2 separate regions of the Mus musculus genome follow, and region 1 is linked to region 2. A link is a loop called in an ENCODE intact Hi-C map of the cell type or tissue named here. Cell type or tissue: left cerebral cortex. All regions are shown on one strand.

Region 1 (5,000 bases), 140 kb before region 2:
GCCAGCCGGCTGGCTTTTATGGCCTTGTCCGCAGCAGCTGATACTTCATTCAGCGACAAATCCAATTTGGCAGTTACAAGAGGGTTAGCATCCCTGAAAAACTATTGGGGTTGATCTGGCGCTCTGAGTAGACACATGCTCCCTCCCGGACATGCTGCTCTGCGGGTTTGTCTGCGGCCATACTTGGGTGTCTAGAAACAATAGTCTTTCTTGCACCCCCAAACACAACCCCTACGCCTGTACAATCTGATGGTGGTAGTGGTGACAGAGGAGGCAGCAGCCAGGCTAAGTGTTGGTGCAAAGTGACTAGTGGGCTTTATGGATGGACTCACTGACAAGGGAAAGTAGTAGTCACTCTACTTGTCACAGATTCCTAATACTGGGCAAAAGGAGATTGCTCTTAAATCTTTGTGTTTTAGGCCAGCTCTAAAGATGAGAAAATGTTAAGATTTTTTACCATTTGAATAAAATCTGCTTTGTAATAAGGACTCAGAACTAACCGAATCTGAAATTAAACTGCTCTTTCAAACATCAAATCGTGCCCCATGAGGGAGAGCAAGAGATTGACAGAAAGAATATTCATTTTTAAACGTTTACGTTCTTTCTAGCTTACTAAAGTTCAAGAGTCTCCAGAGAAAATAACTTAAATAATTCAGTCATAAAAAGAACCCCCATCCACCACCAAGATGTCATTTTTAAGCCACAAGGTAATTTATAAAGATAAAAAGGAAGTGATGTAACAGGAACTGGGGCTGGTTAGTCCTTAATATTAGGCTTTGTAGGCAATAGTTGGTTATTTATCCCAGCTACAGTTCTAATGACATTTAAAAAAAAAAAAAAAAGTGAGCCACAGGGACATCTGGTTTAAAAACATAAAATTTTTTCCGTGCCATAAAAGAGACACATGCAATTGTGGCTGGCGAGTTATCAGTGATGGAATATTCCATACATGGAGTTTTCATTTCATGGAGTTTTAAAGAGCTTATTCTTCCCTGTGCGCTTTAGAAAGAACAAACTGAAACAACAAACAAAACACACCCCTGGAGGGGCTGGTGAGATGGCTCAGTGGGTAAGAGCACCCGACTGCTCTCCCGAAGGTCAGGAGTTCGAATCCCAGCAACCACATGGTGGCTCATAACCATCTGTAACAAGATCTGACGCCCTCTTCTGGAGTGTCTGAAGACAGCTACAGTGTACTTACATATAATAAATAAATAAATCTTTAAAAAAAAAAAAAAAAAAAAAAAAAAAAAAAAAAAAAAAAAACACACCCCTGGAGGCTGCTGACAAATAAACCATTAGATTAATATTTTGTCAATGCCACTTGTCACAACAAAAGCGGCAGCATTTCTCATTTACTTGAAGACTGGTTTAATTAAAATTCAAAAAACCGCGACAAACCTATATTGAATTTCATTGGCTGCACGGCAATTACTCACTTTGTAGCTGACTATAAACAGAATTTTATTACATCCACAAAATGAATGAAAAAGCTAACAGGAACTATGACACCGAGAGCAAGCCCCGCCTCTTCCACTTGAAATGAGGAGCTACTTCCTATTAATGTGACCTAAGAAAACGAGGAGCCCTGAGTTCCTTTTCCCAATGCACAGGCAGGATGGACATGCCTGCAGGGCCCTGACTCACACCAGGGCTCAGCTCCACAGGAACAGATCTGGCAGAGCCTGGTGAGCGAATCCCACACCCCACCCCCTCTACCAACAGAAAGAGTCTGACTTGGCTCAAACCCAAAACTGAGACAATGGAGGCTGCCAGGCATGATGGATGACTTAGAAGACTTAAAACCACCATTTGCATTCTCCCAGATAAACAATTAGCTGGGGGGGTGGGGGGGGAGAGGAGTGGGGCTGTGGGGGAGGGGCGTCCAGGGAGCTGAAAGCAACCTGCAAGTATCTCTCATCTGCCTGGATGAAAAAAAAGACTTGCTTAGTGAAATCAGGTTGGTTTACTTTAAAAACAGCTAAGGCATTATCTTAAGGTGTCTCATTGGAATGAGAAGAAACCGAGGGTTAGAGAAAGTTTAGAGCAGTTCAAGTCAGGGAAGGTTTACAGGTCGAACAACCCTCTAGCATCAGGTGTTCCAACCATAGTGTGCATGATGCCCCAGACCTTCTTCCTTTATCTTTCAATCCGCATAATTATAATAGGCAGCACAGTAACTTTTTACGGAATAAAGACGGGTGGGAATATACGTGATTTAAACATGAGGGAAAGGAAACAGACTATAGACACTTTTGCCAGGCACTGAAGCAGCGCACAGTTTCTTGGGTTCATGAAGAGCTTGGGTGAGGGTAAGAGATGCCTGGTAGAGAACGGAGAAATGTCTTAAAAGTCAACCTTAATTTCTCCGGAAAGATTTACAGGCCTGAACAAGAGTGCCTCCGGAAGTCCACCAATTCTCCATTAAAGCAGGAGGTGGCAGTGTAGTTTCCATGGTAACAGAGACTCTCGCTTGCCAGCAAGCTTGTTGTATACTGCCAAAAGTTTCTCCTCAAATCTCAACTTCCTGTTTGCAGGTGCTAACAAAACCAGACAGACTTTTAAGTACTAGCAAACAGTGCAGTGATTTTCCCCCCTAAAGGGGGATTCTAAATCTTGGGTTTTGGCAAAAGTGGCCTGGCAGGTTCACAAGGCTTTGCAACTAGACCTCTCAGGAGAGGCTCAGAGAACAATCTGAAAGGAGTTAGGAGCCTCCTGAGGACTTTCAATGAGTTAAATGTATTTGCTGTAATATTATAATGTGTTATGACAAGCTATATATGAGCATAATAGGCTCTTGTGATTAACACTAGTCTGGTTTTTCTTTCTGTGTGTTATAGTTGAGTTGATGGTTTGAGGGGTGGCAACAGCCTGATTTACCAGAACTCAAAGACAAAAAAGACATCTGAATACACTGTATGCTTTTGCCCTCCCTCCCTCCCGTGTGTATATGTGTTGGCATTGGGTGTCTTCTTCAACCTTGTTTTTTTAAATATATATATAGTCTCACTGAGCCTGGGGCACACATATTCAGCTCCAAGAATCCCCCTGCCTCTGCTTCACCAGCATTAGGACTGTAAACAAGAGTGGCTGAGCCCAGTTTTTAATATGGATGCTCAAAATCCAAACCCATGGACCCACAGCAGTTACTTTCCACCCTGCACCACTGCTGAGCCCTGACTACAGTCCTTTAACATCTGTAATCCTGGCATCTGTTGTGTCTCATGATACACCTTAAAATACACTCTTCCTCCGTGTGAAGAGAGAATTACAGGAAAGTACGGACTAGAAGTCTCCCATTAACAGTGTCAGCTTGTGGCAAAGTTGCTAGCCTTTTTAGTCTTAGTTTCTTCATGGGTCTAATTCAATGCCACTGTGCCCTCTGACTACTTTTACATATTCTCCTCTAAGACACACGTAGACAGGACAGGAAAGCAGTCCCCGTTTTATTAGGGATCTTCAATTAATAACCCTCTTTCTTTCTTCTGTGCAAACCAAGGCAAAGTGTTCTCTCCATGTCAGCAACCCAGAGGGCTTGGGGAAGGAAGCTCCTAACATCTGGTATCATTTGAAGACAAACTATAAAACAGCATGAAAACCAACAGCAAACCCCCCCCCCCCGCCCCCGCCCCAGCTTCTCCTGGGCGAATGGAAAGCTCTGGAGAAGAGGAATCTATGGTAGCACACTACTCATTCAGGAGTCATCTTGCCTTCACAAGCACTGCGCTGCATTGACTGGAGGACCAGAAGCCACTGACTGGGGTTGGAGGCGTGGAGAAGGCAGCAAACGGGACAGGAGGAAGGGCCTTCTGTCCTTCTGCAACCAGAGTCCCATATGTCACAGTACACAGCAAATGTAGGTGGGAGAAAGGCACGGCATAATAGCTAACTTTTAAAATCTCTGAGTAACCTACTTTTATAAGTCCCACAGGATAGGGTAGCGCCCCACCAGATATCCCCGCGCATAGCAGGTTCTCAAGTTAAAAGGCTCTACCAGACAAGTGGCTATGGTCAATAACACAAGGAGGAAAGTGTTCTGATTCAATTTTCAGACATGTCTATCTCTGGACAATCCACCTTAAAAACAAGAAGTGTCTCCTGCGCACACCCCCAACCCCTGTGAAGACCACAAAGGTACCAGCAAGAGAATATTGTGCTGTCAACTATCAGAATTCTGAGCGCCACTTTATGCAGATCGTATTCAGGTCATGTTCATGGGCACCACCATTTCTAACAGAGTCAGTGTCTCAAGTGCATACAGCCAACCTCTAGACATTTAATTAACAATGCTTTTCATTGCTCTGATAAAAGTAATTTAAGTAATGACGGGTTTGTTTGGACCCACAGTTTAAGAGTACACTCTAGCGGGGCGGTGGTGGCGCACACCTCTGATCCCAGCACTTGGGAGGCGGAGACAGGCAGATTTCTGAGTTCGAGGCCAGCCTGGTCTACAAAGTGAGTTCCAGGACTGCCAGGGCTTAACAGAGAAACCCTGTCTCTAAAAAACCAAGAGTACAGTCTAGCAGTGGAGGAAAGGAATGTCAGCCAACTCTCTAATGCGCCCAGGAAGCACAACTGGCTTCCTCCGTCTATTCAGTACAGGGCCCCCAACCCGCAGAATAGAGCCATTCACATGTCACCTGAGTCTACCTACAACAAATGACTGGATCTGGAAACTCCAGATGTGTCCAGATTTGATTCATCTTGTCAAGCTGACAACCAATATTAACCATTACAGATGGATACTTCATTCACGCAGATAAACACGTAAGAGTTAAGTGGGAACCATTACCACAAACAACTACCTCAGTTTAGGAATGAAGACTGACCTTTCTCTGAAACTGAATGAGATCTTTACATGAACGCCACTGAGTGCTAATTTAGCTTCATACAAAAGCACGGTAGATGGGTCCCAGGTTCCCTGAGTGTCTCAGTATGATGCTTCTACCAGATAGTAAGGTGAACTTTGGGAAAGGTCAGACTCCATTCTGTGAATGGGA
Region 2 (5,000 bases):
CCATAAAGATGTATCTTCTTACATTTGCTTCTGCCTATTGGCAGAACCAACTAAAATCAAGTCTATGCACTAGTGAACTTAAAAAAATAATAATAATCTTTTTCTTAGTTTTCTGTCTTCTTCCCAAATCAGAAGATGCCAGAATCCAAAGCAACTATGTGAACATATAATCCCAGCTGTATACAGCAAAGAGAGGGAGAGAAAGCAGGAGGGGCAGGAAGCCAGCTCCCCACCAGGTGACCCCTGCAGACCCACCTGCACCATTTCACAGGGCTGTAAGGGAAGCACACACTGTACGTACCACAGTACAAGCGAGTTACTCATTCAGTTAGTGCAGTCTGTGTCAGTCTATGCTACATTATCTGCCAGCTTCAAATTAAAGGTCACTAACTATATACATGTCCTGCTCAGTCCTGGCCTTTGCTTGTACAAAACCTCCAATAACCCCAAAATGTTCCCTAGAATTTATAAAGAACCCCAGGAAGAAGGAACTCACACAATGATTCTTTTTCCCCTTCTTCTCTCCGCCCGCCCTTTTTTTTTTTTTTAAACTCTTTTATAAAGGCAAAGTGTCTCTCTGGCTTTGTTTCAAACTTGTTTTTAAAAAATAAAAAGTATTCTAATATTTCCCTAAATCTTCAATTTAAACAATACTTGCCATTAAACAGAAAATAAAATGGCTTACTAAGGACATGAACAAGACTCAGTAATGGAGACAGCTTATCAGCTCATTTTTTATACAAACAACAAATAAAGCAATTGCAAACTCTGTTGAAAACCTGAAACCTAAGAGTCCGACACAGAGTTACACATTCAAAGAAATAGTACACAAAAATATCTTATGACCATTTATGGAAATACTGAGATTAGAAAAATACGCCTTTCCTCCTTAAAATCATCAATTTAAAACCTTGCTGTTGACAAAGGTTCAGCTAAACGCATTTGTCTTTCCGGAGTCGTGCTGTAACTGGGTCTACTGTTTCCTTCTAAAGAGGAAAGATTCTTACCAAAGTTGGATCTAAGTCTGGCCCTTATAAGCATTCAGATGCGCTTGGGCCCAAAGATCCTGCTATTCACAGAAAAGCGCAGACTCCGCTGAAAGGCGGAAGCCCCTGGCACAGTCTGTACAGCCTGAGGACTATTCCCAGCCTCAGTCTCAAGGCAGATTAGCCCCCACCCAAGAGCTCAGGCTTGCACAGACAAGCTACCCCTTGGCTCCGGGTAGATCGAGTCTCCCTAACGGGAAGGATCTGTCCACCCGGGGAACCACCTGCAGGCACTCGGCACACTCTAAGCCACCAGACCACCTAAACTAACAACGAATCCAGGCCACAGGGCGTAAAGGAGACTGCGATTCTGTTACTTGGCATTATCTGTAGGAATTGAAATATTTTCCATTCACTATTTTGAAATATGATCGTATTTACAGACCTTTTTGTTCCAAGGACCTCGGCTCCTTTCAAATGGCGCTATTTTAAAACCCCGGCCTTTCTACACTACCGATTCCTGGAATATCTGTCTGTAAGTTTCCAGCGCTGAGATCAATTTGCATTTCTGTAAATCACAGACAGCTTCTAAGAACTTAACAAGCCTCCTGAGAAACGCTGGTGGCTGGTATTTCATTGTTTCATAAATATTTTTATACGGGTGACACCATTCAACTTAAAATAAATCTTTAAAAAGGAAGACGATTAAGACCGAGGAAAATTAGTCTGGCTTTTATTTTCACGGGAAGAAGATAAGTGAAGTGTGAGCCCCACTTCTTAAAATGTAGCTTTGATTATTTTAAAAAATGCATTAAAAAAGAAAAAGGAAACTCCTAGAAGTTGAACTTTCTTTCAAACGGGCCTCTAGACTTTGAAAACAAGTGGTGCTTTCGCGAACAAAGGCTAAAAGTGTCCCCAGATTTTTTTTGGGGTCCTCCTGGGGATCGTATCTCCTCCAATAAACAAACAAATCCCCCAGTATTTCCTACCGAGGGGAAGTTTTCCAGGGAGAGTCTACTCCCGGGTTTGGTGGTAAGTGCGACTCAGTCTTTTTTGGACACAATGTTTCTGCTGACTCCTGAAAATTTTCCACTTGAATGTGCACTGGAGCGGCGGCGGCGGCGGCGGCAGCTCTGGAGAGGCGGCAAGAGCGAGAGAGCCCTCTTTCATCTCCCGGGAGGAGGAGCCCGGATCGGCGCGGACCCCGAAGGGGCCGGGCGCCGGGGGAGTCACCGGGCTGCAGGCTCTAAGCTGCGCGCCGAACGCTCTCCCACCCGCGATCGCGCCAAACTCGGCGCTTCCCAGGCAAGGAGCGAGGTGCGCGGGAGAGGGACGCTGGAGAGAGGGGCGCGCAGAAAGGCGAGCGGGGCCGCCTGTTGCCGCGCAGGGTTGCGGCCCAACTTGCAGGGCGGCGGGGCCGCTCCCCTCTTGGAGCCGCACACAAAGCGCCGATCGCGGTGACGCCTAGACAGCCCGCGCCCCCGAGTCCGCCCCGCGCGCAACTTACCACGGCAGCCCGAGCGGGCGCGGCAAACTTCGGGGCGCTGGGCCGCCGCCCCCGCGTTACTCCAGCCGGTACTCCCTGCGGTACTCCCGCGCCGGGCAGCCCCAACCCGGCCTCGCCGGCTCCCGGGACGGGCAGGGCGCGCCGGGGCAGCTGCCCGCGCTCCGGCGACGCTGCGCGCTGGGGGGTCAGCGCATGGCCTGCGCCCCGCCGCGGCCGCCCCGGGCCCGGGCCCCGGCGCGCGGACTCCCCGCGAGCTGGAAGCGAGTGTGCGAAGTGCTGGGGGGCGCCCGCGGCGGGCGGCGGGGCCGCGGAGGCTCGGCTCGGCTCGGGCGGCGCGGCGCGGCGCGAGCGATGCGAAGAATGTGCGGAATGAGGACAGGAATGAAATGAACGCCAGGACCGAACTCGCTCCGGAGGGGTGGGGCCTCGGTGACGTCATGCCGCCGGGTCCTGGATGGGGCGGGGCCTGCCGCCGCGGTGACGTCATGGTGTGGGGCGGGACGCGTGGGGCGGGACTTGGCGCCCACGGGGGAGCGAGCCGCGCGCGATGGCGGGGGCTCAGGGCTTTGTGCGGTCCGAGGCGGGGCGGCCGGATACTAGGAATGCCGGGTGTGCGCCCTCCGCCTGCTGTGCCTCAGTTTACCCCCTCCTGGTTTGCACAGGCAACGACGCTCCCAGGCTGGAAGGGAGGTTGCTCTTCAGGAAACTGAGGCCGGAGTGGGCGGCTTCCCCAGCCCGCCACTCCTCCTCTAGCCGTTTCGCTTTACCCAAGTTCGGGGTGCTCGCGCAAATTCTGGGCTTTGCGAACTCCGGGTTGGAGCGTCACGGAGTCCTCGCCCGCCTCCTGCCCTGTCTTTCTAGAAGTGAAGCTCACTCGTGCTGCGAGTTGAGTCTACAGAAATCCTGCACCCGGTTAAATAAAATAAATAAAGTCTTGCCTGGCTGCAAAAAGCAGCTTTGTGCCGTCCCTTTATGGAGAAAGTGAGAATCAATCATAAAAGGTTTGAACTCTTTTTGGAGTGGACGGCGCCTCAGTACTTGAGAAACTCCGGTAAAGTTAACGGAGGCTGGGACAGACATGCTGGCAGTTTGGGCCGGTAGCAGTCCGTAGTTTCCCAGAAAGGAGCCGGCCCTTCCCGCACCGGGACTTCCTTCTTTCAGCTCTGGCTTCAGAACAAACTAATGGCGCCTGTTTTGTGCCCGAGGATTCCTGGAGTGTGCATAACTCAGGAAAGCCAATGGGACTCACTGAGCGCGTTTGATCGGAAACAACGATTACCAGTGCGTTTTAAAGGCAGAAATATCTTTCTCTAATGCATTTTTAAAATTATACGTCAAGAGAATTGAAGACTCCCATGCCGTTGTAAAAAGTAATACAGAGACATTCTTTGTTCGCTTCACTCAGCTCTTCCCCACGCCTGTCAACCAAAATTATATCCCAGCCAGGGTATTAATTTTCGAGCAGATTTTCCAGATCAACTTGTACACATCACTGTGTATTTTTTTAATTCTATACATTCTATAATTTCTCACCTGTGTAGATGTCCACCGCAATCAGGTACAAATGTGTATTATTTCCAGTTACTATGCAGTAATGTGACAGGTTGACAGTAAGAACTTCACACACCCGAGCAGAGTATTAGAAAATACACGACGATTTTTCCCTTTAAAACTCTGGCAGGTGTATGTCTCTTTTCCAGATAGCCTTCCATTAACACCAGCGAATAAGACAGAGGGCAGAAAACGCCAGAAGCAGTTAAAAGCACTTGCTGCTCTGCAGAGGACCAGGCTCCTGTCAGGTTCCCCACATGGTCGCTTTCAACAGTCTGTAACTCCAGTTCCAGGAGCACCAGGCACAAACATGGTGTACACGTGCAGGTAAAACATTTGTAAACATAAATAAATAAGAGATTTTTATGTCTGGTAGCAGGGCGAGCCTACCAGTGGGTACATTTCTAAACCAGTATTTATCTTGCCCATGACAGGCCAGTTACCCTTCAGACTCCAGTTGCTCCTGACAATTTGGTGTTCTCTCATTTCTACTAAGCTAAGAATCCTTGGCCAAACTTCCAAAGCTAATCATGATATGCTATAACTCCTCGGCCTGTACGTTCTACAGCTTATTTCCATCAAAACACATATTCTTTGATATGTATGCTAAAAACCTTTTCTCCAAGGAAGCCTGTTCAGCTGGAGCCGGACACAGTAGCAATATAATCCCAGCATTCAGGAGGCTGAGGCAGGAGGATTGGTGAGAGTTTGAGGAAATCCTGAACTAAAGAATTGGATCCTCTCTGGAAGAGGAGAAGGGAGACAAAAAAAGAAAAGGGGGGGGGACTGGGGGGTGGGGACCTGATTAACTAGATGTCTCCTGCCCAGGACCCTGAAGCCACGTGGTCCAGGTATGCCATGTGTATTTGTTCTGTTAGTTCACAACCTATGTGTGCTTCTGGTGAGACTCGCCTGTATGAGACAGTGGTTAGGTCTCATTCAGCTAAGGTTATTCT

The links. Peaks named below come from ENCODE experiments on the same cell type or tissue, not always from the same donor. Only the 100,000 strongest peaks of a DNase experiment are listed, where the experiment ranks them.
Region 1: it touches region 2 in a loop (2.5-fold over the local background); 3 of 42 quality-filtered maps call a loop at or near these places.

What each region holds. Positions count from the first base shown.
Region 1 is chr7:112,820,515-112,825,514 of GRCm38, reverse strand. All of the region lies in intron 2 of Tead1 (TEA domain family member 1), which reads right to left. Among named protein-coding and RNA genes, the nearest start is that of Rassf10, 130 kb to the left of the region's middle. In left cerebral cortex, a CTCF peak has its summit at 2,449; DNase peaks (open chromatin) are centred at 1,687 and 2,449; H3K27ac peaks cover 79 bases.
Region 2 is chr7:112,677,220-112,682,219 of GRCm38, reverse strand. It overlaps Tead1 (TEA domain family member 1), which reads right to left and starts at 2,864. Exons shown (of 13, transcript NM_009346.4): 1 at 2,494-2,864. In left cerebral cortex, a CTCF peak has its summit at 3,236; DNase peaks (open chromatin) are centred at 2,177, 2,939, 3,266, 3,608 and 1 more place; H3K4me3 peaks cover 3,059 bases; H3K27ac peaks cover 1,509 bases.